Regions from separate parts of the Homo sapiens genome. Here regions 2, 3, 4, 5 and 6 are each linked to region 1. Evidence: chromatin contacts called from ENCODE Hi-C or POLR2A ChIA-PET data. All regions are on one chromosome and are shown on one strand. Each heading gives the region's core, a stretch centred on a gene start or an enhancer-like site at or near the end of the contact. The rest is flanking DNA. Distances are from core to core; before and after follow the strand shown.

The links. Hi-C counts contacts between places; a loop is a spot of excess contacts on that map. ChIA-PET counts read pairs that join two places held with the same protein, here RNA polymerase II (POLR2A). Pooled maps may share reads with other maps.
Region 2: a loop to region 1 is called in a map of CD8-positive, alpha-beta T cell, with 16 times the contacts of the local background. The contact joins the promoter of USP7-AS1 here to the promoter of CPPED1 in region 1. A Hi-C loop is called at or near these places in 3 of 168 maps with a recorded cell type or tissue (CD4-positive, alpha-beta memory T cell, CD8-positive, alpha-beta T cell and naive thymus-derived CD4-positive, alpha-beta T cell) and 8 of 50 pooled maps.
Region 3: a map of CD8-positive, alpha-beta T cell shows a loop between it and region 1 (15-fold over the local background). The contact joins the promoter of ABAT here to the promoter of CPPED1 in region 1. A Hi-C loop is called at or near these places in 1 of 168 maps with a recorded cell type or tissue (CD8-positive, alpha-beta T cell) and 5 of 50 pooled maps. POLR2A ChIA-PET finds 5 or more read pairs at or near these places in 1 of 52 experiments (PC-9).
Region 4: a loop to region 1 is called in a map of CD4-positive, alpha-beta T cell, with 9 times the contacts of the local background. The contact joins the promoter of METTL22 here to the promoter of CPPED1 in region 1. A Hi-C loop is called at or near these places in 2 of 168 maps with a recorded cell type or tissue (CD4-positive, alpha-beta T cell and naive thymus-derived CD4-positive, alpha-beta T cell) and 8 of 50 pooled maps.
Region 5: a loop to region 1 is called in a map of CD4-positive, alpha-beta memory T cell, with 18 times the contacts of the local background. The contact joins the promoter of HAPSTR1 here to the promoter of CPPED1 in region 1. A Hi-C loop is called at or near these places in 1 of 168 maps with a recorded cell type or tissue (CD4-positive, alpha-beta memory T cell), 1 of 37 single-sample maps with no recorded cell type and 9 of 50 pooled maps.
Region 6: a loop to region 1 is called in a map of CD8-positive, alpha-beta T cell, with 12 times the contacts of the local background. The contact joins the promoter of TMEM186 here to the promoter of CPPED1 in region 1. A Hi-C loop is called at or near these places in 4 of 168 maps with a recorded cell type or tissue (CD4-positive, alpha-beta T cell, CD4-positive, alpha-beta memory T cell, CD8-positive, alpha-beta T cell and 1 more) and 8 of 50 pooled maps.

What each region holds. Positions count from the first base shown.
Region 1 is chr16:12,802,411-12,805,877 of GRCh38, forward strand. CPPED1 (calcineurin like phosphoesterase domain containing 1) reads right to left here and starts at 1,477. Exons shown (of 4, transcript NM_018340.3): 1 at 1,297-1,477. The coding sequence starts at 1,366. RefSeq lists an enhancer at 1,059-1,428 and a silencer at 1,509-1,558.
Region 2 is chr16:8,960,389-8,963,967 of GRCh38, forward strand. USP7-AS1 (USP7 antisense RNA 1) reads left to right here and starts at 2,325. Exons shown (of 2, transcript NR_184341.1): 1 at 2,325-2,506. It overlaps USP7 (ubiquitin specific peptidase 7), which reads right to left and starts at 3,518. Exons shown (of 31, transcript NM_003470.3): 1 at 2,819-3,518. The coding sequence starts at 2,897. RefSeq lists an enhancer at 1,889-2,425.
Region 3 is chr16:8,672,642-8,676,330 of GRCh38, forward strand. ABAT (4-aminobutyrate aminotransferase) reads left to right here and starts at 1,976. Exons shown (of 16, transcript NM_020686.6): 1 at 1,976-2,070. RefSeq lists enhancers at 973-1,474, 1,475-1,974 and a silencer at 1,569-2,028.
Region 4 is chr16:8,619,878-8,623,577 of GRCh38, forward strand. It overlaps METTL22 (methyltransferase 22, Kin17 lysine), which reads left to right and starts at 1,821. Exons shown (of 11, transcript NM_024109.4): 1 at 1,821-1,898.
Region 5 is chr16:9,089,681-9,093,113 of GRCh38, forward strand. It overlaps HAPSTR1 (HUWE1 associated protein modifying stress responses), which reads left to right and starts at 1,964. Exons shown (of 4, transcript NM_014117.3): 1 at 1,964-2,590; 2 at 3,241-3,321. The coding sequence starts at 2,365. RefSeq lists enhancers at 129-994, 3,264-3,433 and silencers at 905-1,035, 1,824-1,893, 2,064-2,403, 2,614-3,113.
Region 6 is chr16:8,795,642-8,799,249 of GRCh38, forward strand. It overlaps TMEM186 (transmembrane protein 186), which reads right to left and starts at 1,998. Exons shown (of 2, transcript NM_015421.4): 1 at 1,971-1,998; 2 at 1-949. The coding sequence starts at 1,973. The coding sequence ends at 311. PMM2 (phosphomannomutase 2) reads left to right here and starts at 2,198. Exons shown (of 8, transcript NM_000303.3): 1 at 2,198-2,307. The coding sequence starts at 2,242. RefSeq lists enhancers at 1,592-2,286, 1,925-1,974, 2,287-2,981.

The DNA of each region.
Region 1 (3,467 bases), core at 227-2,726:
GGCCAACATGGAGAAACCCCATCTCTACTAAAAATACAAAATTAGCCGGGCGTGGTGGTGCGTGCCTATAGTTCCAGCTACTCCAGAGGCTGAGGCAGGAGAATCGCTTGAACCCGGGAGGCGGAGGTTACAGTGAGCCAAGATCGTGCCACTGCACTCCAGCCTGGGCAATAAAGCAAGACTCCGCCTTAAATGAATAAATAAGGTTTTACCATAGAATTACCGGAGAAACCTACTTTAGATAAGGTAGCAGGTAAAGTCTCTGAGGAAGTGAATGAACTTTAAAATGAGGTGTGACGGTTGAGAGAGCCAGGCTCACCAACCCTGCTAAAGAAGCAGAAAACAGCAAGCGCCAAGACCCTCAGGGAAAGAACGGCCTTGGCCCTTTTAAATGCAGTTCAAACAAGGGCAACAACAAAACCTGTTGCAGAACTGGGCAAGAGAGAGAATGACAACCCTGAAGGAAGTGGACACAAGCCTGATCATATAGGGCATTTAGGGTGACTTCCCTGGGGGTATAAAGCTGGTGAGAGCCTGGGAGGCGATCTGGCTGCAGGCAGCAAAAAGCCACAGAGGGGAATCAACAAACCAGAAACAAACCTCCCTCTTTACTTAGCACCTAGCATGCGTCCAACACCGGGTTACAAAAATACTTTTGATCTGTTTACGCTTCCAACAACCCTATGAGGCAGGTATTATCAAACCCATTTTTAAGGCAAAGCAGATAATCTAAATCCAAAATCCAAGCACTTCACTACGACTCTCGAATGCCCTCCCTCTCTACTGCTCTGATGGGGCAGTGTTACCATTTCGGTGAATGACTTAAATAAACGTCATTATGGAGTACAGAATACATAACGGTGAACAACCTTAATAAAACCGACACCCTCTAACATGCACCGAACGCTTATCCAGTAACACCCACAAGTATTCCCGTTTCACAGATGTGGAAGCTGAGGCCAAGATGCTAATGCACAGCTTGGAAACCAGGTCTCGCTGCAGAGTCCAAGCTGTCATTAACTATGCTTTGCTACCCTCCTCTTACTTCCCTTCTCTGGGGGAAGTTAGGTCAAGGCCAAGGAGGCTCCTAGACCAGATCGCTCTCTCGGCCTCGCCTCTCAACTGCGCCCCTGGAATCCCTAAGAGCAGGCTTTGATGCAGCTATGGCGGCTCCCAGGCCCCGGTGCAGCCCCGGATGGTGTCCGACTGGCGGAGCGCACACCTGAACAAAAGGTTCCCCCGGCGGAAGGTTCCGCAGCCCCAGAGTCCCCTCCCCGGGTGAGGGGCGGGCAGTACCTGCGGGAAACGCGGCCAGGGTCCTGCCCCTGGCTCTGTGGAAAACACCCCCCGCCTCTGCAGCCGACATGGCGAGCGAGTTTCTGGCCTTCACTTAGAACACTGCGTGGGTGGAAGCCGCGCGACTTCACACAGAACAACCGCTGGACCTGTCCCGCTTTGGGCGACGCCCTTTGATCTCGGGGCGGGACTGGGGCGGGACGGGGAGGGGCCCGGTGGCTCGGGGCGCCACTAGTGCTGCCTGGGCGGAGCGGAGGCGCCAGCGGCCCCTCTGGGATCGACCTGCGCGCCTGGCGAGTGGAGACTGTCTAGGGCACGCGTGGGCGGGGATAAGGCTTTGGGGTCAGTCCTTCCCTAAAGGCAGAGTTACTAGATTTAACAAGTAAAAATGCAGGACTCCCGGTTAAATTGGAATTTCAGATTTTTTTTTTTAAAGAATGACTGACTTGGTATAAATATGTCCTATGCAGTATTTGGGAGCTACTTACGTTAAATTTTTTTTTCATTATCTGAAATTCCAATTGAACTGGGCGTCCTAATTTTTTTAAATTTTTCTCTTTTTGCAGGTTTGAATGGAAGCGTCCTGATTTTTTTTTATCTGACAACTCTATCATAAAGTCAGAAGGAGCCACTGGGGTGGCTTACGCCTGTAACCCCAGCTCTTTGGGAGGCCAAGGAGGGAGGATCGCTTGAGTCCAGGTGTTGGAGACCAGCCTGGGCAACACGGCGAGAGACCTTGCCAATACAAAAAAAAAAAAAAAAAAGATGAAAAGGTGGACGTCTTGGAAGACTGTCTCAGCCTGAACTTCCCAGTGGCTGCCACCATCTTTCTGTTATTATCTTTGCTTGCTATGCACCAGGCAGGGCGCTAAGCACTTTGCACGCTGCTCACTTAATCCCCACTACAGCCCTAGGAGGTGGTGCTGTTATTAGCTGCATCCGTCATTTGGGGAAACTGACGCTCAGAGAGATGAACGAACTTGCACAAGGTGACACACATCTAGAGAGGTAGTAAAGCTGCGAGTAACCAAATTAGTGTCTCTTCAACTCAAGAGCCATTGTAGTGAACTACTTAGCCAGCATTTGTCAAACGTGTTGAAAATACAAATTCCAGAATGGACCTATTGAATCCAAATCTCTATGAAAATGATCTGTGTTTTGTTGTTGTTGTTGTTGTTTTGAGACAGGGTCTCACTCTGGTTGCCTAGGCTGGAGTGCAGTGGCACAATCTCTGCAGTCTCGATCTCCTGGGCTCAGGTGATTCTCCCACCTCAGCCTCCTAAGTGGCTGGCACTATTGGCGTGCGCCACCATGCCTGGCTAATACTTTGTATTTTTAGTAGAGACGAGTTTGACTATGTTGCCCAGGCTGATCTGGAACTCCTGAGCTCAAGCAATCCACCCACCCGGGCCTCCTAGAGTGCTAGGATTACAGGCATGAGCCACAGTGCCTGGCCTGAAAATGATCTGTTTTTAACAAGCACTGCAGGGGAGCTCTTATGATCTTACAAATTTGGGAAATTCTTTTCTAAACTAGCTGCCTACATCCAAAGCACTGTTTGAGTAGCTAATATGGCCATAACTACTGTTCTCTAATCCTTGACAAGAGTCACCCATGAATCATAGTGGTTAAGAGTATAAATGCCTATGAGTCCTGGAGTCAGTGGGCTTGGATTAATCCCGGTTCTACCCACTTACTGGTTGTATGCTCTTGAAAATTGCATAGTTTCTCTATGCCTCAGTTTCCCTATCTGTGAAATGGAAACAATAGTAGCATCTAGGTCATAGGGTTGCAGAAAGGCTTAAATGAGTTCATGTATCAAAGTGCTTAGAATAATAGTTCTAATAACAAATGGTAGGTACTCAATGAATATTAGCCATTGTTATTATTAATCAATCACTATAACCCTATTCCCTGAACATGGCCTGGCCCAGAGGAGGAGTCCCAAGAAATGTGAAGGAGGCCGGGCGCAATGGTTCAGGCCTGTAATGCCAGCACTTTGGGAGGTGGAGGTGGCGGATCATGAGGTCTACAGATCGGGACCACCCTCGCCAACATGGTGAAACCTCATCTCAACTAAAAATACAAAAATTAGCTGGGTGTGGTGGTGCACGCCTGTAGTCCCAGCTACTCGGGATGCTAAGGCAGGAGAATCACTTGAACCCGAGAGG
Region 2 (3,579 bases), core at 1,075-3,574, 3.8 Mb before region 1:
AATGAATATACAAGGACTGTGCAGAGTTCACTCAAAAGCAAATGCAACCCCAAGAATGTGAGGCCGGAGAGCAAACTCACACTGACCTATTGATAGAGACAAAACAAACGAAACAGTCTCCCAGGCTCCTTCGAAACCACTCTGCCCAGGAGGTGCAGGCAGGATGCTCCAGGTTTACAAAGCCTTCCCTTCCTCAAGCTGTTCAGACCCTGACAGTTTCCAGCTGCTAGTTCGTTAGGAACCGAGGCAGACACTGAACAGGTGCCAAGTCTCTAGCTCTGACCAGGACCCCACTCACAGCCTGGTCCATGAAGCCAACCAGAGTCCACTAAATTCCAGCCTTCTGGCTTTTTAACAGAAGTGTTCTCTCACTCTTTCGGGTCCTAAGTCACATTCCAATCGTAAGGCTAGTACCACATTTCAGGATTGGGAAGGCTGAAATAGATGGCCTAAGACACAAGTAGCTTTTTAAACCACACACCAGTGGGTACTCACAGGGCACTATTATTTGTCCACAGCCTCATGTGCTCACTACAAGAAAAGGGACCTCCTGGATAATGAAATTGAAACAGAGGCCCAGTCAGAAGAAATGAGTTTCTTAAGTTTAAGGAATCAGCATTAGTAACTAAAACCTCTGCCATCCAATTTGAGATTCTGCTAAATTTACAGATTAACTGTCCTAGGGGTTACCTTTCTAATACAAACTGTAATATGAAAATAAAGCTTCATTTTATGAGAAAAGAAAGTAGCCTTGAAAACGTGCATGGAGACTGATGAATTTCTAAAAATTCAACACCCTCTAGTCTTTTAAAAGCAAACACCGGCCAGGCGCGATGGCTCACACCTGTAATCTCAGCAGTTTGGAAGGACGAGGCGGGCAGATCACCTGAGGTCGGGAGTTCGAGACCAGCCTGACCAACATGGAGAAACCCCGTCTCTAACAAAAATACAAAAGTAGCCAGGCGTGGTTGCACATGGCTGTAATCCCAGCTACTTGGGAGGCTGAGGCAGGAAAATCGCTTGAACCCGGGAGACGGAGGTTGTAGTGACCCGAGATCGCGCCACTGCACTCCAGCCTGGGCAACAAGAGCAAAAATCCGTCTCAAAAAAAAAAAAGGGGGGGGGGGGCAAATACCTTGAAATTTGTGGACCTGGTCATTTTCCCAAAGATACAGGTCTGTAACACACATGCTCTGCAGTAATGTCTGTTTATTAATTCTCACTAGTGTCCAAAAACACCTGGAAAGCGGTAGGACAATGTCATGGGAAATCCATATGCTCGTGTTATTGGATATTTGTCTTGACCGGGTACCATTTGAAAAGGAAACTGAAAAGCAACCCTCTTTTATGTTTTAGATGGGCTGCAAAATACAGCACAAAAGGAATACACAAAATTCCCTCAGTAAAGTACTTCTTTTCAGCTATTTGGTTTAATCACACATAACAGGCGCTCTTAGTTGCTGCTTTGCTGGGGCCAAGTGAAACAGATAACCCAGTCCTTGGCGTGGACTCCGCTCTTCTGTCCCCCATTACTGCCATTGATAAATACCACTGGGGAGTGCCTACTGCAGAATCCCAGCCACTTTGTCATTTGCAACCTGGCCAGCCATTTTTTCAGTGACTATCCAATTACTGGAAGTAAGTTATTCTATTCAGAGGTGAACACCAGTCACGCTTAAGTGTTCCCACCAACCGGTGTGCAGCGCCCCACACTTGGAGCCACCGCACAGGACAAATACTGCTTTTCCTGAGCTCCCCTGGAGCTTCATTCATTGAGGCAACCCAAGATCCCTTGCTAAAAGCAAAACTAAAGCATTCCACGCCGTTTTCATTCAGGTGGCCTCCATTTGACTCCCGACAGCCTGAACTCGTCACGTAGGTAAGAAAACTTTTTAAAGACCATTTGGACTTTGCTTTGTTTCAGTGAAATGGGTCGTGAGAAAAAGTGCCTTCCAACGACCAACTCCCTAAATCCAACACCCTTCTCTTTACAGCGTCTTCACATCCAACCTTTACAACCAAGACTCTATACCTCAAACTACAGTGCCTTGGAAAATTACTGCCACATCGGCAGAAAACCGAGTTACCTTTCGAGTCAGGTTTGATTCTGATGCAGGCAGCCATGTGCGGCAGGGCTTTCGCACGGTTGCAAGCGCACACCTGGCCGGATGCTGGCTGCACCACACACTGCCAAGTACAAACTCCCCGAAAAACAGGTGGATTCGGAAACCAACAGCGCCCGGGTCAGAACTCTGGGCCAGTCCAAAACCTGACAACATCTGCGTTCCTTGCAGGTATTTTCGAACGTAAGCCCGACGCTAGGCAGTGCTGTTAGAAAGTGATTTGGAAGAGCGCTTCCGAGCCACGGCGCGCCCTCCGGGGGAGCGCACCGGAGCAGGTGCGGGCGAGCCCCGCGCCCGGGGAGGTCAGGAATTCCCCAGCCACACCAGATCCAACCGGACGCCCCAGAACGGGGACGGTCCCCGGAGTCCGCCTCCCAACCTGGGTGAGAAAACACCTCCGTCCCTCCGCTGCCTGAGCGCTCGAATTTACAACTCAGGGCGCTTTGTGCCGCGGAGGCCCGGCGGACGCGAGGTCGGGACAATGCACGGGGCCGGGGTCCCGGCGGCCGCCCCTCGCCCGCGGACCCGGCATGACTTTGCAGCCTCGCAGGCCGGGGCCGGGAGGCCAGGCCGAGGCCCGGCGGCCGCCCGGGGCCTGGTTAAAGATGGCGAGCCCCTCGCGTGGCTCCCGCGGCTCCCCCGGCCACAATGAAAGGCGCCCCCCGGCCCCGCCGCGGCCGGCCCTCGGGCCTCACCTTCCATCTCCATGTCCTCGGGCTCGCTCAACTGCTGCTCGCCCGCTTTCTGCTGCTGCTGCTGCTGCTGGTGGTTCATGTCGGCCGCGGCCTGGGCCTCGCCTGCGGCCGGGGGCCGGGGCTGCGAGCCCGGCGGGCGGGCGGCGGCGAGCCGGGGCGGCGGCGGCGGCGGCGGCGGCGGGGCGGCCTCCTCCTCCTCCTCCCGCGCGTCGTCGGCGACGGCGGCCCCGGGGCGGCCCGCGGCGGGCGGCGGCGGCGGCAGGGAGACGCGCACGTACTTGCTCGCGATTCGCCCAATCTCGGCGCCGAGGCGGGCGGGCGGCCGGCGGGCCGGGCCGGGCGGCCTCGTCGCTCGCTGCGGCCGCCGCCGCCGCCGCCGCGGGGCCCGCCTCCCGCCGCCGGGGCCGGGGCCGGGGCTGCGGGGCCGCGGGCCGGCCGGGGGCGGAGGGCGGCCGGTCGGGGGCCGCGGAGTCAGCCCCGCCTCGGGCCGGGCGCGGCGGACGGGAGGCCTGGCCGGCCGCGGCGGGCCTGCGGGCCCTGGGGCCGGCGGGAGCGGCGGAGCGGGCGGGCGACGGGCCGGCCGCGTTCCGAGAGCCGCGGCCTCCGCCTCCTCGGCGTCGTCGTCGGGGCTCCGGCAGCGGACGCGGCGCCCGGCAGCTCGGCTCGGCTCGCTCTCAAAATGGCGGCGGCGTGAAATGTCACATCCGCATGGGGGGCCGCGGAGCGAGCGAGCGAGCGAGGAGAGCAAGCGGGCGGGCGCC
Region 3 (3,689 bases), core at 726-3,225, 4.1 Mb before region 1:
TTCAAGTTGTTCCCAGTTTTTCCCTGTGATAAACAAAATGGTAGTAAGCTACTTTATCATTAAATCTTTGTACCTTTAAATGTTTTCAGATAAGTTCATAGGGATTGGATTGCTAGATCAAAGGGTCAACTTACTTTTAAGATTTTTAAAATAGAAATACCCAATTTCCCTCCAGAAAGGCTGTGATCTTTCTACTGCCATCATCAATACATGAAACTCCTTGAAGTCTTTGCAAAGAATAGTAATTATAATAATAAAAACAAGGTCATTTTGGTAGGTAAACTCTTTCCCTCTTTTGGTTTTAACTTGCCTTTCCTTTTCAAAGTGTCATCTCCCATGTTTATTGGCCGTTGTATTTCTTTGGGCAGGTCAAGGGTAGTAAAGGGGATTATGTTCATGGCTTTGGTTTTAAGAAAAAATTGCTAGATTTTCAGCACAGGCCTCATCAAGTTCCTCAAGCAAGGTGACAATCACCCAGGCTAGAGTGCAGTGGTGCCATCTCACCTCAGTGCAACCACTGCCTCTCCATTCAAGCGATTCTCATGTCTCAGCCTCCCAGGTAGCTGGGATTACAGGCAGGTGCCACCATGCCAGGCTAATTTTTGTATTTTTAATAGAAAGGGGGTTTCCCCATGATGGCCAGGCTGGTCTCGAGCTCTGGGCATCAAGTGATCTGCCTGCCTCGGCCTCCCAAAGTGCTGGAATTACAGGCGTAAGCCACTGTGCCAGGCCTCAATTATTCTTATTTACTGCTCTGTGTGTGTGTGTGTGTGTGTGTGTGTGTGTGTGTGTGTGTGTTGGGGGGGAGGGTCCCCAGAGGTGACACTAGGAGGTGAATGATTTGTTTGGCAGCTTTCTATTTATCTATGTGTTTACTTTATCTTAATTCTTTAATTGCAAGGACTATAGCGCTTGTGTAATCAGAGATAGGGCAGCCTGGATTCCTGGACAGCAGGAGGAGAGACCTCAGGGTTCTACAAGACTCCACAGACCAAGTTATCAGTGATCAGGGTGAGTGGGGAGAACCAAGCTGAACTCTTTCTCTGCCTTTAAGGTCTGTACTCTCCATCCATCCATTCATTCATTATGAGGACTTGGTGATCGCCTGTTGTCTTGATGAGCAGTTCTTTGTGTCTTTGATTTTGTCACTGAAAGATTGCATCCTCTTTCCAAATACCTCTAGAAAGCTGTGGGGGGGCTATCCATCCGTCACACCTGAGTATTAATTATCTTCCACACAGCATTTTATACAACGGTAGAAAGGCACCTTCATCATATCTAGGGTCTCGTTTATACCCACGAAGGAGGTACAATCTCTGTTGTCCCAATTTCAGGAAATTGAGGATCAGGAGGCGCAGTGACCTGCTCCAGGTCATGCAGAAGGAACCACCTCTGACTCCCAGCGCCCTGTTTGTCTTCCGGAGCGCTGGGGCCAGGCGGAGGAAAGTAGCTGGGAGCAAGAAGGGCTGGCAGGGCCCTGAGCGCCGAGATGGGGAGTGAGGTGGGGAGGGCGGGATGCTCCTTCCCTTCTCCGCAAAGGAACCCCTTCTGATTCCGACTCTGGAGCTCCAGAGACCGGATCCGAGACGCGGGTGGAGGTGGAGTTACACTCGCCTGCAGCCCTGAGGGTGTAAATGGCCCATTAAGATCCAGGTTAAATCAACCTATGGAGCTGCCCCCCAGAGGGTCAGGGTCCCCACAACTTGACGGGGGTCCTCAGCCGTCTCCTCCCCAGTCCCAGGACTCCCTCCCAGCCCTCGCGGTCCCTCTGGTGGGTCCCGCCCCAGCCCCCGTCTCCCCCGCCCCCGGAGGCTGGACTCTGCCCCCGCCCCGCCTGCCACCTCCCTCCTGGGGGCGGTGGCCCGTGGCGGGCGCACCCATTGGCTGTGGCGAAAGCGAGGGCCGGGGCTGGCGGCGCTGATTGGCCGGGACGCTCGGCGGAGCCAGGGAGTCCGGCGAGTCGCTGGGGGAAGTCGAGCAGACACCCAGCGCTGCCGGAACTCGGGGCGCGCATCCCGCAAGTCGGAACCCGGCGGATCGGATCCCGCAGATCGGAGACGGGGCCTGGAGGTGAGCGCGAGGCGCCGGGTGGCTTGGGACGGGCCCTTCCGAGGGGAGCCGAGAGGAGGTCCTTCTGCCCTGCCCCCAGGAGCAAAACCTGGGCATCTTCTCCTGGAAACGGAGCCCTCATCTTCCCAAGACGCGGGGCCCTCCCCCGAAAAGACAGGGGCTCCCACCCCCCAGAGAGCAAAATACCTTCCTTTCTCCTTCAGAAATGGGCCCTTCCTCCTGGCTCCAGCTCTAGACAGAAGTCCTCTCCCTTTTACCGCTTGAAATAGAATGCGGCCCCAAAAAGTGGTCTCCAGGTCTCTAGAGCCCCCTCACCTCTTGGGAGACTGATGCCCCTTCCCCATCCTTAGAAAACTAAGTTTGGGTGTCTTCCTTCTCCCCTCTCTTTCGGAATAATGGGGGTCTTCTCAGCTTATAAATTACAGTGACCTCCCCCTCCATGACAAATGGAAGCTCTCCCCCCATCATAAGACAAGGAAATCCCGGAGCAGAGACTCTGCAAGTCACCCTCCCACCCCAGATACTGGGCTCTGGAGAGATAGATGATTCACCCTTAGCCCTGCCGGAGACCCCTCCCTACCCGTCAGAGAGGCAGGGTGGCCTCTGACACCACCACATTAAAGGCTTTTGGGGATTTCCCCTCTCCTCCCCAGTAAAGATGTAAAATGAGGGACCTTCATACTCAGGAGCAGGGCAAAGGTCTGGCCACCCCTCCAAGTCATCCACCTCCCTCCACTCCACCCAAGCCCTTTCACACAAACCCCATCCTAGTAACCCCCTGCACCATCCTCCCACCGCTCCCAATCCCATCCTTCTCCACCTCACCCCAACTCCACTCCCACACCTGGCTGCCCCACCTATTTCACATCCTCTCACCTTTCCTCACCCACCCTGGCCAAGGTAAGACTAGAGGGGGTTCAGCGAGATTTAGTAAGACTGGAGCTCTTAAAACTGGGATCTGGGGCCTAGAGGCCCTTCCAGGAGTCTTCAAACTCTGACAACAGAGATGGCCTCTGAGGCAGCAGGACCAGCAGAGACCACCCGCCACCTCTCCCCCGCTCCCTGCCCCAACACACGCACAAAGGCTGTGTTCAATGCATTCTCTCTTGCAGTCTGGGAGGACAGCTGGCCCTCTTCCAAGAGGGCCCGCATTTCCCCCCTAAAGTGTGCACCCCCGCAAGCGCCTGTGGACATTGCCTGGTGGAATTCCCTGGGCACTCAGCCAAGAGAAATGGGTGCTGCTGGGCCCATCCACTGGGGAGGAGACAGTGTTGGCTTTGCTGCTTTGATGAAGCTAGACTAAGGGACAGGATGTTGGTGACCTGGGGGTGGGGAGGGGGTGGGAAGAGCTCTTCTCTGGTGGGTCAGGTTGGGAGGCAGGAGAGAGGGAGGCAGTGAGTTGTGTCTTGCTCTTTGGAGCCTGTGTTGCGGCGTGGAGTCATAGAGAAATGTGTTTTCTCGAGGCCCAAAGAGGTTAGCCACGGGGAGAGGTAAATGGTCCAGTCTGGAGTCCTAAGACCTAAAAGGGCTTCTGCATTAAAGACGTGGCCCCTTCATTTGACAGTTAAACACACAGAGGCACAAAAGGGGAAGAGACTTGCTCAAGGTCACCCAGCCTG
Region 4 (3,700 bases), core at 571-3,070, 4.2 Mb before region 1:
GTCCAAAATCAAGGCACTGGCAGATTCTGTGTCCAATTCTTGGTCATAGATGGCTGTCTTTTTGCCGTGTCCTCACATGACAGAAGAAGTGAGGCAGCTCTTTGGGGCCTCTTTTGTAGGGGCACTAATCCCCTATAAAAGATTATAGGTTTGACAAGAGGAGGAATGTGATCTTTTGATTTTTAAGGGTCATTCCCCCGGTTTAAATTTGAAGACAAAACTCCCAAGGGTGTGAACAATGCCTTCCTAGTGCCCTCCCCACCACTCAACATCCTCTGGGGATAACTAAGAGAACCCTCAGCGAACTAGAGAGAAAACTATGAATAGAATCTGGTCCCAAGACACCCAACTGGCTCTCTGTGTACTGTCCTGGGGGATTTCAGGAAACATAATCTGTTTCTTAAAAAAAAAAAAAAAAAAAATTCTTATTTGTGTCGCTTAGTCACCCTATCAACTCTCCACGTTTTATCATCAGTAACCATGAAATTGATGTTGATTTAATTCTATTTTGAAAAGAGAAAAAAAAGTAATTTAGACAAAGGTTGCCAGCTGAGGCCATGTGTGTGCGTGTGTGTATATGTGAACACACAGGGATATAGATTTTACATATGTGGACTTTACATATGTTCCTGTGTGTATATTTGTATGTTCACTGACATGTCTGAGAGTGAGCACCACTGTGTGTGTCTGGGCATGTCTGTGAACACGTCAGTGTGGTGTATATCCCTGGCAGCTCCCCATCTCACGCACAGTAAAATCCAAAGTTCTTAGAATGTCACAAAAGTTCTAACCCTGGCTACCTATGTATCCTCGTTTCCTGCGGCCCATCCCCTGGCTTACTCCATTGTGGCCAGGCTGACTTCCATGATGTCACTGAATATATAGATTGAGAAAAGGGCCAATATTATTGACTGTACTTTTTCTAAAAATGCAGTGACTCAGGCAAGAGACGTGAGAATCTGTGGTCTATCCTGCTCATCCTCTTCAGGGGATTCTTCTGAGGGCTGTGCTCAGTCACGGACTCAGAGGCTTTCTGAAATTCTGCAGGCAAGAAAAAACGAGCAAACATGGAGTCTTATGTTTGCCACTCTGTCTCACCCCCTTGGTGTTGGAAACTTGATGAGCATACGAATTAACGAAATCACTACCACCTAATGAAATCACTACCACCTATTAATAATAACAAGTACTGGCTGGGCGTGGTGGCTCATGCCTGTAATTTATGAGCTTTAGGAGGCCGAAGCAGGAGGACTGCTTGAAGCCAGGAGTTTGAGACCAGCCTGGGCAACACAACAAGATACAGTCTGTACAAAAAAAAAAAAAAATGGTGCCACGCAACTGTAGTCCCAGCTACTAGAGAGGCTGAAACAGGATTCCTTAAGCCCAGGAGTTCAAGGCTGCAGTGAGCTAAAATTGCGCCGCTGCACTCCAGCCTGGGTGACAGAGCAAGACCATCTCAAATAAACAAACAAACAAACAAACGAGTACTAAGAGCATGGATGACGGTAACACCCGTGATAATAAATACAGTAGCATGCTGGTTAAATAGCACCGGCTCTGATCCCACACCCCGGGTTCGAATCCAGGCTTTACCACTTAGTAGCTGGGAGAGTTATTTAACTCCTATTTAAGTCTTTTAGAGGAATGAGTTTAGCCACCTAGGCGGGTCCCCCCAGCAAACACGCCTCGCCCGCGACCAGAGCGAAGGCTACAGGTGCCCGCCGGCAACCCTCGGACGCATGCGCGGCCCGGGCAGGTAGGTGGAGCCACGGTGCGGGGCAGTCGGATGGTCGCACGCGGGGGCGGGGCCGCGCCTGCGCAGACCGCCTGTTATGGCGGCCGCCTAAGTCCCACAGAGACGGGAGTCGGGTGGGATCCCAGGCTGGGCCCCGCGGCGGGTAAGTGCCTGGGAGAGGCGGCGGGATAGGGTAGGGTGCAGGGAACCTCCTGGCGCCGAGCCTGACTTTGAAATCCGAGCTCCCACAGATCGGAGGCCCAGATCCCTAAGGCCCGACCCCACTCTTAGCGTCAGTTTCCCCTTCTCAACACGGGTGTTGGGGAAAGAAGTCCACGTCCTCACCTGGGTTTCCATCCTGGGTCCAGGCACCTCTCCTTCGGTTCTAGATTAGGAAGGGAGGGCAGTGCCCGACCTGTGACTGTTTTTTGAGAGGGCAATAGTTAACCCACAAGGGTGGCGTCAGGAAGGCGACAAGACAAAGAGAACGAGTAGCCCCACGGGGGACGTCCCCGGAGCCCCTCACTACCACTCTACGCACCGTGGCCAGGCCACGTCTTTCCTGCCCCCAGCCTGGGCCTTCACACCCTGCCCTCCCCAGCTCCTGGCCTAAATCGTCATGGGATCGCGCCAAATTATTGATTGTTGAGTGAGTTGCAGTTATCAGAAAGAAAGATGAGGAGGGAAGTTATTTCAACACCGTGATCCCAGCACACTGCTTATTTGGGACAACTGACTGGGGACCTATAGGAGAAGAAAGCTGGTAGCGTCTCAGTCTAGCCCCCACAGCCTTAGAAGAGCCAAGAACACGTTAGCTCCTGCTGCAGGGATGAGCCTGCAGCCCTATGGAGAGGTGGTGGGGCAGGTCCCCATCTGCAACCTGGGTCTCCTTTCTCAGCTCTGCCCAGTAAAGAGAGGAGCCCGAAGCCCATACAGACCCTGCATTTCCGGAAAGAGACTTTTCCTGACTAGAGAAACTGTTACCTTTTTTCTTTCTTCCCAGCATTCACTTTAATCATTATTATATTACTATAATGATAGTATTTACTATTGTTGCTTATTGAACGTTTACTATATGTCGTAAGCCCGAAAAGTGGTAATTGTCTCATATACTCCTCTGAGTATATGAGGGCCTGAGATAGGTTCAAGAGGGCCTCCTTATTCCCAGATAGCTGATTCTAGGGAAAGCCACTTAAAGGGAATCTCCTTCATCTGGAACTTACATTGCAGCGTACATTTCTTGGGAAGCCTGGTTGGGTTGAATTTAAAAATGGAAAATTCAACTAGAGATTAAGAATTTGAGTTTTTTTGTGTGTGTCTATACTTAAAATTTGGTGTGTAATATTATGCTCACTTTTGGAAAAAGCAAAGAACATTGATTTTTCTGGGATGTAAGTTTTCCAACAAAATTGCGCTATAGGCCATGCCTGGTGGCTCACACCTATAATCCCAGCACTTTGGGAGGCCAAGGTAGATGGATCTACCTTGGTCAGGAGTTCAAGACTAGCCTGGCCAACATGGCAAAACCCCATCTTTACTAAAAATACAAAAATTAGGTGGACATTGTGGTGCATGCCTGTAGTCCCAGTTACTCGGGACTCTGAGGTAGGATCACTTGAGCCCAGGAGGCGGAGGTTGTAGTGAGCCGAGATGGCACCACTGCACTCTAGCCTGGGCAACAGAGTGAGACTCTGTCTCAGAAAAAAAAAAAAAAATGCGCTATGGCAAAAAAAGAAATGGCATCCTTTGGTTCACTTTTGATTTTTACAGCAATATTAGAGAGGATCTTCCCCACCCCCTTCAAAAAAAACTGTATGTGAAAGTCCTCAGTTTTCCCCCAGGACATCTCTAAGTCCTGAGAGAGCTTGATCTGCCTTTGAAATGAGTGGTAGGTATAAGCTGTATTTTCTCTTCTGGAATCTGGTGTGGTTTTGCCAGTCCGATTGATTGAGTGTTGGCCTTCAG
Region 5 (3,433 bases), core at 714-3,213, 3.7 Mb before region 1:
CTTGTAGGATAGTACACATAAAATCATCTTTTTTTTTCCTTAAGAAGGGACATACTTGTATATAGGTACACACACACATACACACTCGACGTACACATAACTCCGTTTTCAAAGGTCACAAGTTATTTCCTGGGAATAGGATTGGGAGGATGTAGAATGAGGTAGGTAGAATGATTTTTGTTTGCTTTTCACTTTATATTCTTCCCTACAATTGGAAACCTGTTTTTTAGCCACCGCGCCAGGCCTAATTTAGCATTTTAGATAGTGATTGATGTTATGAAATAATATAACCAGGCAATACGAGACAGTGTGAAGGGTGCTACTTTAGGCTTGTCCTAGTAGGCTTCCTAAACAGGAGCTATCTGAGGAAAGAGGAGGAGGAAGAGCTTCCAGAGATAGCAGACTGGGGCAGGAAAGAGCCTAGTGTCCCAGGGAAATAAGGCAGGCCAGTGTGTGAGCGTCCAGGCGAGGTGGGGAAGAGGGGGAGTGCGCAAGGTACAAGCCAAGTAGGGGATTGTGTGAGAGGCGCCAGGGCCAGATCCTGCAGGGGTTTGCAGGCCGCGGTGAGGGGGTCAGATTTTCTTCCAAAGCCGCCTTGCTCTGTGCAAGCGCACTATCGCAGGCTGCGGGCGACGCTGCCTCTGGCCGGCGCCCTCCGCCGCTCCAGGCCGGATGGTGCCTCCCGTGGGCATGTAGGTGGGGATGGTGGGTTTTGCCTCTGTGCGGTCACCGCCTGTCTGCGTTGCTGCCTTCTCCGGGGCCTCAGACCCTGGAGAAAGCCCCGACAGGGGAGGGGGGCGCGCAGCCGCAGGGGCGTCCAGCTATCGCGCACTGCGGGGGGAGTAGGGGCGGGCGCAGCGCTCGGCACCGCCACGCGGGTTCGGGCCGGGGAAGGCAGGGGCCGGTACGTGACGCGGGGCATGCACGTGGCCTGGGAGTGTGCTTTTCGGGACAGGTGCGGGGGCCGCCGCGCGCGCAAAGGCGCAGACGCACGCGTGCGGGCACCGGGCACCGTCGGCCGTCGGGTTATCCTTGGCTCCGCGGGCGGCCGCCGAGGTCCTGTCCACCCGGAAGGCGCGACGTCCTCGGGGGACGCCAGGGCGCAGGGGCAACTGAGCCGACTTCGCAACTCGGAAGTTTTTCTTTGGCTGTGATGGTCGATTTGCCCGTCTAAGAAATGGGACTCTGGGCCGGGCGCGGTGGCTCAAGCCTGTAATCCCAGCGCCCTGGGAGGCTGGAAGATCGCCTGAGGCCAGCAGTCTAGACCTCGACAACGTAGCAAGACCCCGTCTCAAAAAAAAAAAAAAAAAAGGGGGAGTACTCAAAAGAATAGGAAAGCGCTTTGCAAACTTGGACACGAGTTGGGCGTTTTATTCACTTTCTCTACTACCCTCCTCCCTTTGGGAGCCCCAGGGGCTGGAGTAAGCACGCTACCACCCACTATACCTCTCAGTGCCCGCGGCACAGGAGCCGCACTCGACTTTGCATCCCCCCAGGGCCTGTACACGCCGGAAAAGCTCCCGCGGGGTGCGGTCGCTGGGCCTCGTCACGTGATCCCCACTCAACGCCCCTGAGCGGGGGGGGGAGCAGCGAGCAAGTGCGCATGCGCATCCCTTCTAGCTCTTCCCCTCCACCCCCCACCCGCCCCCTTGGCTCGGACGCAACCACTGTCAGCTCCTCCCCCTCCTCCTCCTTCATCCTTCCTGACATTCACTCCCTTCCCCCAGCCAATTGGTTACGTCAGGCAGACAGGCCGAAGAACCAATCACGACGCTGTGCTCAGAAGCCGCCACGCGGAACCGGCCGGATCCGACTAATAGGGGCCCTTGGAGCGGCCACGCCTCAACCGGGCAGGGTAGCTTGGGCCCAGTGGGCGGTGCTTCTCCTGTCAGCATGTGGGCGGGGTAGGGCGGGGACCAGCAGCCGCAGAGCCGTCCTCGGCGGTGGCGACGACGACGACGTTGCTCAGTCTTGGGGTGGGCTCCGCGGTGCAGGCCGAGCTGCGCGGAGGGCTCGGCGATCAGCGGCGGCGGCGGCAGTGGGGAGGCCGCAGCGCCATGGGGGGGCGTTAGACAGGCTGCGGCGGCCGAGGCGAGGGGCGGCAGCGGTTATCTGGTCCGCGGCGACCTTCGGCCGGGCCCGGGGGTGGGAAGGCCTGGGGCGGGGGTCGTCCCTGGTTGCACGGGGCCGCGGGGCGGGGCTCGCCGGCCGTCGGGGTGCAGGAGGCCTGGGCCGCTGAAAGGAGAAGGCGCCGTCGGTCGCCAGGCCCTGCCGCCGGGCCGCTTGACGACGACGCTCCCGCGGGGGCCCCGCCTGAGGAGGACGCGGCGGCGGTGGCGGCGAGGCCGCGGGAGGCCGCGGAGGATGGAGGAGCGGAAGGAGGAGGGCGAGGCCGAGATCCAGGAGCACGGGCCCGAGCACTGGTTCTCCAAGTGGGAGCGGCAGTGCCTGGCCGAGGCCGAACAGGACGAGCAGCTGCCCCCCGAGCTGCAGGAGGAGGCGGCGGCCGCCGCGCAGCCCGAGCACAAGCAGCAGAAGCTGTGGCACCTCTTCCAGAACTCGGCCACCGCCGTGGCCCAGCTCTACAAAGGTGAGGCCGCCGCCGCCATCTTGGTACCGCTTGGCCGCCCCCGCCCGGGCCCGGCCCCGGCCCTATCGGCTCAGCGGCCGCTTCGGGGGGCCGCGACGGCGGCGGCCTCGGGGATCCCGGCCGGTGGCTCCGCGGCCCTGCCGCCCCCTCCCCGCAAGATGGCGCCGCGGGAGGGAGGCCCGGGGTTGGGGGGACAGGCCAGAGCCGGCGTGGGGGTAGCCCCGCTTTGGGGTGGTCCGAGGGTCCCCGCTCTCCGGGCCCGGCCACCCGGTGTCCCCCTCGGCCCGGAGACGGGAGAGGAGGAGCCCCCGTCACAAAATGGCGAAGGGAGACGGCGGGGCGGCCCCATTGTGCCCTGAGCCGGCCTCGGGGCGGGGACTGCCAGGGGGGGCGCTTCCCTGCGCCGCGGCTCGTCCCTGATCTGTGCCCCTGAGCTCTGCGGCATCCCCTTTTCCCCGCCGCGACCTCCCTGCCCCCCCGGTCCTCACACTGGGTTTGGGATCCCGAAACCCCTGAACAAAATGGCGAAACCTAATATGGCCGTTCCGGAGTGATTGACGCGCAAATAACATTCTTGTTCTCTTTCTTTCTCTTTCTATGTGTGTTTCTTTTTTCTTTTTGGTTTTTTTTTTTTTTGGCTTGCTTTTCAGACCGAGTGTGTCAGCAGCCAGGACTTTCTCTCTGGGTCCCCTTCCAAAACGCAGCCACCGCCGTCACCAATCTCTACAAAGGTAAAGATAACCTTGCTGCATTGCCGATTCAGGGAAGGGCCGCCTGCGTCAGGGTGTCTGCCCTGCGTTCCAAGTGTGTTTTCTGCTCCCCAGCCCAGCTGCTAACCTTGAA
Region 6 (3,608 bases), core at 748-3,247, 4.0 Mb before region 1:
TTCACACCAATGGACTCTATGGGTGACCTTGGCATAGGTTCTTCTAAGAACTGGCTCTTAACAAAAACTTCTGGCCATTATCTGACTGAATGTCACAAACAAGTGCTGTAAGAACTTGCTTAGAGCCTTTTTCCTAAACCTGTACACCAGCTCTTGCCTTGTGAATTTATTCACCACAAAACACATGTTCCCAGGGGCCCAGGCAAAGTCTCCAAGTACCCAGTCCCCTTTCTTCAGCCTTGCCCACACCCTCAGCCTTCCTGTTAATCCAGGCGACCCAGGGTTACCCAGAGGTCCAGGTCCCAGTTGTTCACTTGAGCATCTGATGTACCCCAAACACCTGTGTGAAACGCTCTCTGTCCAGGATGCGTCCATAGCGCAGGGTGACGTAGAAGGTCTGTTTCCCACTGTACCGCTGGATACGCACAAACATCTCCTGAGGCCGGTCCTTGGTTTCTGTCAGGGGAATCACATCTGCCATGGGACAGTATGTGTCCTGCCGCCAGCCCCAGAAGTTCAGATGGGCCACCCGCAGCATGGTGCCAGACTCATTCAGATACAGGATACCAACCAGTCTCCGTAAGAAATAGCTCATCCAGCACAGCATGGTCAGGGCAAAGCCCGATATCCCACTCATGAGGCACACGGTGTTGAGAGTGAGGAGGCCCTGGGAGTACAAGTAATAGCCTGGTGGCAAAGCTACCACTGTCAGGGCAGTCTGTGCCAACTTCAGTCGTGACAGGAACCCGAAGGTTCTGATGGCATCAAAACGGTAAAACATCCAGAATTTCTCAGTCTCTGCGTTTGGTAGTTTCTCCTTCGAGATGGGTGAACTGCTGCCCACCCACCTCTTAGGATCCTCCTGCCCACTGCAGCACCACAGCCCATGGAGAGGCCTTTCCCACACAGCTTTTCCCCGAAACCTACGCACAGCTCGGAGAAGGGCAGCCTGAAAGGGAGACAGTAGACCATTTCTCTCATGGAACTCAACCACATTAATCACACGGTGAACATCTGCAAAGCACCATACTCTAAGGCTTCTGCCAATCCTGCAAGGTAACCGTTATTGCCAGACGAGGGAAGGGTAAAGCCAGATGCTATCTCATGTGGGCATCACAACAGCTATCTAAGATAGTTATCACTATTTCCACTTTACCACTAGGGAAACTAAGCCCAGAGAGGGTAAGATATTTACCAAAGATCACACAGTCAGTGAGTGCAGCAGAGTCCTCCTTCCACCAGGCAATTCCAAATAAATACAGGAAAGGAGGTGCGGCCGTCATTAATTCAAAACATATCCAGGGAGGACAAACTCTGGGCTGGACAATGTATCCACAAGGGGGTGTGAACATTTCCCCAAGCAGGAAACTAAATAATCAGTGTCTTAGTGGGGAACTCGAGCAACAAATCTGTGAGATATTTATTCCAATAAACTTTCTAATTCTCTGTTTGATTCATATGCTATCTTGGGTGCTGGAGGGAACTGCTGCTTTCTCTTAGCCTAGTCTGGGGAAGGGGAAACAGCGGAGAAGGAGAAGGAGCGAGGCAGGGAGGCCCCAACACGTAGCACAAGGGTATTACTAGGTGGGTAGTGAAGCAGTAAAAGCTCTTATTCCAATTCTGGCTCCAACAGTAATTTGTGAGCAAATTACTCCACACCCCTGAGATTCGGTTTCTTCGCCTTTCAAAATGGGGACTCAGAACACAGTGAACCAGAGGATGGTTTCAGAGTCCTCAACTTAGTACCTAATGCACTGTGAGAGCTCGGCGAGTTTTAGCTACTACTACTGTGCGCATGTGACCCAAGGAGGGCAAGAGAAAGCCCGGGAAAAGCGAACTGTAACACACGCCAGAGCTTCCTCCCACGGATCCTCGGAGTCCGAAACCCGAGCGTCGGGCCTGCCCGCCCCAGCCCTGACCCCGACCCCAAAGAGCATCACCCCCTCAAGGCTCGCCACCCGCCTCCTTACCATGGCCCCACCACCTGCTGCCGGAAGTAAATCCCACCGGCCCCCGGAACCCCTAAGAGCGCATGCTCGAATGTACAAGGCGGGCGTGATCTGCGTTGCACCCTGGGAGTTGCGGTCCAGGAATCGTGGCTGCCGCTACTCCCAGGCGTTATGGGAACGGAGTCCCCTCCTCTTCCCGACGTGCCCTGCGACTCAGCGGCCGAACCCGGAAGTTCCGGGCCGAGTTCCTCGTGCCAACGTGTCTTGTAAGGTGCGGCTAGAAACTGGGGACATGGCAGCGCCTGGCCCAGCGCTCTGCCTCTTCGACGTGGATGGGACCCTCACCGCCCCGCGGCAGGTAAGTGGCGGCCGGCGGGCTGCTGGCAGCCGACGCGGAGCCCGTGCTGTTCCCAGTTGGGGCTATCGACCACCCAGGGTAGGCGCCAAGGGGTGGCTAAGGACCGCCTACGTCCTCACGGCGCTGAACCCTATTCTGGGTGCACTGGAGGAATGAGAGGGAGGCCCTAACCAGCTCTTGAAGAGCTCTGGTGCTTGGAAAGATGAGACGGGGCTGAAGAACTCTTAAGAGCAGGAAACTTGTGCTAGGTTGGAAAATGTAATCTGGACTCACCGCTAGTGCTCGGGACTGATAGACCAGGATTTCAACCCAAGATCAGGCCCCCTTATCAGCTATGTGTCGGCCCCAATCCTGTAACCAATGGGCTGTGCCGTGAGTCATGATATTAAAAACAGGTTTCCAGGTCAAACCGACCTAGTGGAGTCTCATCTTCACCTCTTGACATCTGTGTGACCTTCAGCGAGTCATTAACCTCTCTGAGCCTCAACATCTACAGCTTTAAATGGGGATGTTACCTGTTCCATATGGTGTCTGTGAGGATCAAATGAGATTGTGTAAGTTCTTGAAAGTATGTTGGACACAACACACTAGGCCTCAGTAAATAGTAGCCACCTCCACCACACCCATCTCCAGCCCCTGCAATGGACTAGGGAGATGGAGGAGCCCTAGGTTATTACAGGCTGCCCGCTGAGAGCCTCTTTGGGCCCTTGGAAACTTGCTTTCCACTTTCAGATTTTGCTGCTACAGGCACAGATAAGTTTCAGTTACGATCAGCCTTGAGGTGAGGCTCTCCTGGCCCCTTTTCAGAAATTGGCCACTGAACACTGGCCATTTCAACTTGAGACTGGACCCCAATGGTCTCACTATCCTCAGCTTCTACCCTCACCCCTCATAGTTTTCGCTTGGTGGTAACAATGGTGTGCTCCAGAAGTCCAGGTCAAATGCGTGTGACCTTAGACGTATCATTTTGCCCTTCTCAGCCACAGGTTTGATTTACCTAGTGATGACGCTCAACTCCCAAGTTCTTCAAAGGCTTTTTCTGATTCTGAAATTCAGTGATCACACACTTGGGTTTGTTAAAAGCCCATAGTGGTCTAAAACTCCGGTCCCCAATTCATTTTTTGTAAAGGGCCATATAGCAAATACTTCTCTGTCTTTGCTGACTATGTGGTCTATAGTAACCACTCAACTTTAGTGCAAAACCAGCCATAAACCCTATATAAATAAGAGTGGCTGTGTACCAATAAAATTTTATTTATTTATTACAAAAACAAACAGCTGCCCAATGTGGTCTGTGGGCC